Regions from separate parts of the Homo sapiens genome. Here region 2 is linked to region 1. The links are chromatin contacts, found by Hi-C or POLR2A ChIA-PET in ENCODE. All regions are on one chromosome and are shown on one strand. Each heading gives the region's core, a stretch centred on a gene start or an enhancer-like site at or near the end of the contact. The rest is flanking DNA. Distances are from core to core; before and after follow the strand shown. Region 1 overlaps RORA (RAR related orphan receptor A). Region 2 overlaps RORA (RAR related orphan receptor A).

Region 1 (2,786 bases), core at 153-2,652:
GTATAATGCAGGTAGCTTCCTATGGAACACGCTTTATTTTTCCAGTATGCTTCAGAACACAGCTTACTGAAACAAGAACACCTAAGTCCTTGAGTGTAAGGTCTTAAATAGTTAGGGTTATTATTTTAGGTATGTATACCATGTCACATTCAAGGCAGTATCAGAAAATGAGGTACATCATAAAAAATTAATTTTCTGCAGCGTATTTCTATAAGTGCCTAAACTAAATCACTTTATAGGGGGAAGGGGAGCTTTCAAAATATATTATGTAAGTCCCTGTCTTCTTAGAGTTCATGGGTTAATACGTCCTTAGTGATTCAAAGTCATTATAACCATTAATTATTATGGTGTGTACAGTATGCTGTAATACAGGATGCACTCAGAAACTCGGCAGGTGTGGTTGGCTCTTTGCCCCTATGCTAAATGGCTCCATGCTGCCATACTTTTTGAGTTCTTAGGTCTAACTTTTTATCATTTTTTAAATCTCTTCCTTCAATATTTATTGTCTCTCTTTGCGCCTATGAGCACAAGTCTCTGTTGTGCTTCCAAAATATCTCCGGTATACTGGAAGTTCAGACATCAAGGTTGTCAGAATTATGTCTTACATAAGAGAAAAAAGCCTCGGAGTAAATATCAAAGGGATGCTTTTTAAAGCACATATACAAACTTTTGGTTCTTGGAGTTTTAGTGGTATCTCTGCTGATCTTTGTTTCTTTCTTTTCTTTTTTCTTTTCTGTTTTTTCGGCTTCTGTCTTCCATTTATTTCACAAGGCTTTCATGTGAGAGATGTCTGATTGAAAAGTATTATAGCAATTGTTTATACTTCTGAGATAGCAGTTCTAATTTAGTATTTCTTTAGATAACCACTTGCCTTACTGGAAACTGCTTACCTTCTACTAGTGTTAGTTACAATTTTTGGTGCATAGTCAAGAATAGGACTTTTTCCTTTTAACTATCTTTTTCAAACATTTCACGTAGTGCCTCACCCAAAGTCTGCTCCGAGAAAATATATGATGATTAACTGAGATTTAAAAATAATTATCACACACAAGCTACATACAAATGAAACTTTCTACAAAGTATACTGGTCTTTCATGTTCTAGAAAATGCTTCTGTGCTTTTCACATCTTGGTTTAAAAAAAACAACAACAAGAAAGACCAAGTTGAGCATAAATGATAAAAATAATTTGTAAAGGAGCTGAAAATAGAACTCTTCGTAGATACCAATTCCAAGTACATTGCAGCTTTCCTATGGGATTATTTTGTTGCTGGAAGAATTTGTAGCTCCTAATTAGGAGCCCTTTAATTCATTCATTCGTTCCAACAATAGCATTTACTGAATGCTTGCTGGGCCCCACCAGGGATACACAGGCATATCAGACACAATCTCAGGAAACAGACATTTTGGCCAGAATTTGAAGGTTGCTGTGAGTCAGAGCCCAGCTGCCATATGTTAGAAGCATTCCTCCAGTTAAAACTGAAAGCTTTAAAGTGAAGCTTAACTTGTTTTTTCAAGCTAGCCTTGATTCAATTAGAACGATCCCAAATATTTCGTGTTCTGGGAAGAAATCTGGAGAAGTGGTGTCATAATGTTTTCCTGTTCGCTGACAAGTCATTCAGTAGCCCTGTCCAAGATCATTTAAAATAGCCTGGGAATAATCAGAAGTGATGTGCCTCTGCGGAAAACACTTGGAGGATGTCTGTCGGCAAATGATGTTTTAAACCCTAGGTTTGATTTAGAACTGTTGTCAGGTTCCTAATGACGATTTATATGTTTAAAAAACGTCATCTCCAGAAAAGTTAATATAAATGTAAGTTAGGAAACAATGAAAGTTTCATATAATATAATCATTATTTACTCTGTGGTTTTACTTATCTGTTTTGCTTTGTAATCAAATATACAAACTTACCTTCTCTCCCTCCCTGCTATTAGCTTGCTTTGTCAGTGAGTCATCATGTTTTGCCTCTATTAAAGACCAATAATCTTAAATCGTATCATTAATCATATCTGATCATCGTAATTTTGTAAGAAAACCATCTGTATAAATTTTGAGTGAAGTAACCTTATGCATTGTTTACGTAGTTTCTTTTCCACTATAGTTTAACATTTAGATTATGTTGTTAGCCTTAGTTGTATGCGGGAAGATTGACATAATTTTATTAAAATTATTGGTTTTTATTGCCTTGAAATCCTAAGGGATACAATAGGTTTTGGTAAGAAAGCATTTCAGACAGAATCATAATAAGCTTCTTAACTAAATGTCCTTGTTTGTCTAGGAGTGTTTGAAAGAAAAAAAAATCTTGTTTCCAGAGAGTACAAACTCTAACTACATTACGAAGAATTGCTTTTAAACATTCAGGAATTTTTTTTTTTGAAATGGAGTAGACAAATTATCAGTTTTCATGGTGACATGTACATAGTATATCGTGTGTAGAACCTTTGACTCTGAAGAACATAGCTAGGTTGACAGAATAACAAAAGATCCACTTCTAAAGTGAAAAATTATCTTAATTATTTGGGAGCTCTGAGTATATAATGCCAAATACATGGAGAGTTAGCACTATCTGTATGTCCAAATAAACTCCCTGTTCACACTGTTTGTTAGTATATTTTATATTGCTCATACAGTTATAAATGTCTAGTGGTAGGTCATAAACCACTCCAATCCAGTGATTATTGGGTATCAACAGTGTGCCAGATACTAATGGGTTTCATGTTTATTGCCTGACTTTTAAGATCTTAAAAACATCTCTAAAGATAGGTGTTAGTTTTTCAGTTGTACAGG
Region 2 (2,786 bases), core at 169-2,668, 43 kb before region 1:
ATACCAACCAAAACATGGTTATGAGGATAAATGGCACGAAGAATTGAAAACTAAATAGATTTATAAAACAAAAATATTGTTTGCAAAGGGTTGGCATAGTTCCTCCTTTATTCTGGAAGTTAATTTGCTTGGAAATTCAACCATGTACTAAATCTTCCTCCCTAGGGACCAACAGAAAATTGCAAACTCCTGAGTGGAAACCTTCACGAGGGCTCCGCAAATTGGTGCTCTCTTCTCCTGGTTTCATCCCGCAGGAAGAGACAGTCTCCCTATATGAATGTTCACACCATGAGAAACCTTTCTCACCCTCTCTCCGTGGAATTTCTCTCCCCAATTTTTGAGATATCCTCGACTCAAGGCCAAAGCAGTGGTTTGAAAGGTGTTTGGAAACCAATGTGAACCATCGTGCTTTCCCCTCCCCCACTCTGGGGGTGGGATTTTCAGGCCAACTTTTCTGAAGCTACTTGTGAGTTAACCTGAAGTTGGAATGCCCTCCTGAGGTCGAGGCATAAAAGCCAGCAGCGTAAATAGAAACTGAAGCTGAAATAACCATAAATGTTCTCGAACAACTTCAATAGAGAAAGCCTTGTTTGATCCTCTCTAAGCTTCCTGAAACCAAGCTGAATATTTGTTTGTTTTGTGGTAGCTCCACTTTTTTTTTTTTCCTCAGGCCTTTTAATGCATGGCTGTTGGTTTCTGTTTAAAAGGAAAATGCTTTTTCTCAGTAACGATGTTCACATTCTGAAGTTGGTGATACCCACTTCTAAAGGCCATTTTATTGTAAAGATAAAGTTCTGCTAAGTCTTAGGATGAAAAGATAAAGGATGTGGTCAGTTACCATGACTCGTGCTTACCTCCCAAAGTGTGTCATTTGGTGCACATACCTCAAAACGTGTGAACAGAAAGTTTCTAGGTTTATTTTTATACATGGAGATTTGATTCCACGGCAGAGGGAGGGTGTCAAGGTAAATGACTGTGCAAAAATGACAGAACTGCATTTTGAGCTTTCCGTTGCCAGAGATACAAAGGCCAAGTTAAGGTGAGTTTGCTATTCGATTGCTTTTTGAGGGGTCTATTGGTAATTACCACTGCTGTTTAATATTGCAATATTCATGGGACCTCAATGTTTACACAGCTCCATGGATGCTCAATCCAAATTAAACACGCCCAAGAACAACACAGGGAGAAAACACCTGGGGGCAAAGTGAGGGGCTGCAGTCACAAGTGATCAGATCTTTTGCAGAAGATAGCAGTAGAGGGGCCCTTCCTTTTGGCCTCCTTTCTGGCAAATGTGTTTCAACACCGTTAAACTACATATGATATTGGACTGATTAGCAACTCCTAACACAGAATGTTCTGACGTTAGAAGAGCTAGGAAGTGGCGTGTCAGGGCTGACATGCATGGCAGAGTTTTCAGATACACATACAGTGTTTTTTTCTACACCCTGCCTCCAAAATGTCAGTGTCCCTAGGTTTCTGTTTGTTGCAGAGCCCCTCAATATGTGTGTGGGAGGCAGCACTTGAAGCCAAAACAGTAATGGCCAGATCTTCTGTCTGCAGCCATGAACACAAGGAGAAAGTGCCAGGTGTCAGGAGCAAGAATCTTATATGCCGGGGATTTTTTTTTTTTTTCCTGGAAGCAACTGGAAACCAACTTAGTGACACTTAAGTCCTTCACCTGCTACATGACTTCAGCCAGTGTATGTGAGTCAGAGTGGTACCAAGAAGGGCCCTCATCTGAACAGCCACAAAAGTGACGGGCTATGGCTTGGAATGGGAATATTATACTGTGTTCAGAGTCACGGCAACTTGAACTTGGCAGCCTTATCGGCTTCTGAGATTATGAGTGCCCCACAGCCAAGAGCACCTGTGAGGAGAGTTGACTGTGGAGTGGGATATAGATTGAGAAACCTCTTTCATAGCTGACAATCCATGTAAACTCCTTTAATATGTGGATGGTTAAGTAGCAGTTTAAGTGTTGGAATTACCTGGCCCTGCTTTACCATCTTCTATATATTCAGTATAAGACACACTGGGAATTACTGAAAGCTTCCCTCTCCCCCCTCAAAAAGAGTGGATGGTGCTTAGAATTAAGAGGATGTTTCCAGGGTGTCTTTCGTTTCCATCATCAAAGCAGATAAAATTAACTCTATTAGAAACTGAGACCCCCTCCGTGAGGTATATTAGTCATAAGTTCTCTTTGCAAAAAGGCTAGTCTTCAGAGGATTGTTAAGATCAGATTTCATGACAGACATGTTTCAACATATTTGTACTTCTCTGAACATGCTACATTTGCTCTCATGTGTTGTGATTAGCTGGTTTCAGTGTTTAATCCATGGCATGTGGCATTTTTCTGTAGTAGTGTTTCTGTGGAAAACTTTATCCTAGGCTTGTGGAAGACCAGTTATAACGCTTTGGATAAAGTATGTCCAGCATTTCTAAAAGCTGCAGTTTCCTAAGAAAATGATCTACGGGCACCTAAGGTTAAAATCTTCAGAATTATTTTTTGTATTTTCTGAAAGTGATTTTTAAATGAAGTTGAGAAATGGTACTAACAATGCATCCAATATTGATATAATTAGAATATGCATCATACTCTACTAAAGCCAACCTTCTTTAATATGTTCATATATAAACATAAAGAGGTATGTGGTTTATTGTATATCCAATTTTTCATTTATCTGCACCTTCTTCAGGATCATATTTGGAAGGCACCTACGTGCTCACTTGCAAACAGAATGAGACACCGTCATGCTTTCTAAAGCGTGTTCTCTCCTGCCCTCCTC

The links. A loop is a pair of places that touch in the nucleus more often than their neighbours do. ChIA-PET counts read pairs that join two places held with the same protein, here RNA polymerase II (POLR2A). Pooled maps may share reads with other maps.
Region 2: a loop to region 1 is called in a map of heart left ventricle, with 2.0 times the contacts of the local background. The contact joins two enhancer-like sites. A Hi-C loop is called at or near these places in 14 of 168 maps with a recorded cell type or tissue (CD4-positive, alpha-beta memory T cell, CD8-positive, alpha-beta T cell, Caco-2 and 10 more), 28 of 37 single-sample maps with no recorded cell type and 19 of 50 pooled maps. POLR2A ChIA-PET finds 5 or more read pairs at or near these places in 16 of 52 experiments (CD4-positive, alpha-beta T cell, CD4-positive, alpha-beta memory T cell, CD8-positive, alpha-beta memory T cell and 11 more).

What each region holds. Positions count from the first base shown.
Region 1 is chr15:60,604,812-60,607,597 of GRCh38, reverse strand. The region is part of intron 2 of RORA (RAR related orphan receptor A); the gene reads left to right. All of the region lies in intron 5 of RORA-AS1 (RORA antisense RNA 1), which reads right to left. Among named protein-coding and RNA genes, the nearest start is that of RORA-AS2, 75 kb to the left of the region's middle. Within about 2 kb of position 1,402, at least 4 of the 41 ENCODE cell types and tissues checked have a DNase peak (open chromatin) inside an H3K27ac peak, as active enhancers do.
Region 2 is chr15:60,648,088-60,650,873 of GRCh38, reverse strand. The region is part of intron 2 of RORA (RAR related orphan receptor A); the gene reads left to right. It overlaps LOC105370846 (a long non-coding RNA gene), which reads right to left. Exons shown (of 5, transcript XR_007064663.1): 5 at 1-2,786. Among named protein-coding and RNA genes, the nearest start is that of RORA-AS2, 32 kb to the left of the region's middle. RefSeq lists an enhancer at 232-733. Within about 2 kb of position 1,418, at least 4 of the 41 ENCODE cell types and tissues checked have a DNase peak (open chromatin) inside an H3K27ac peak, as active enhancers do.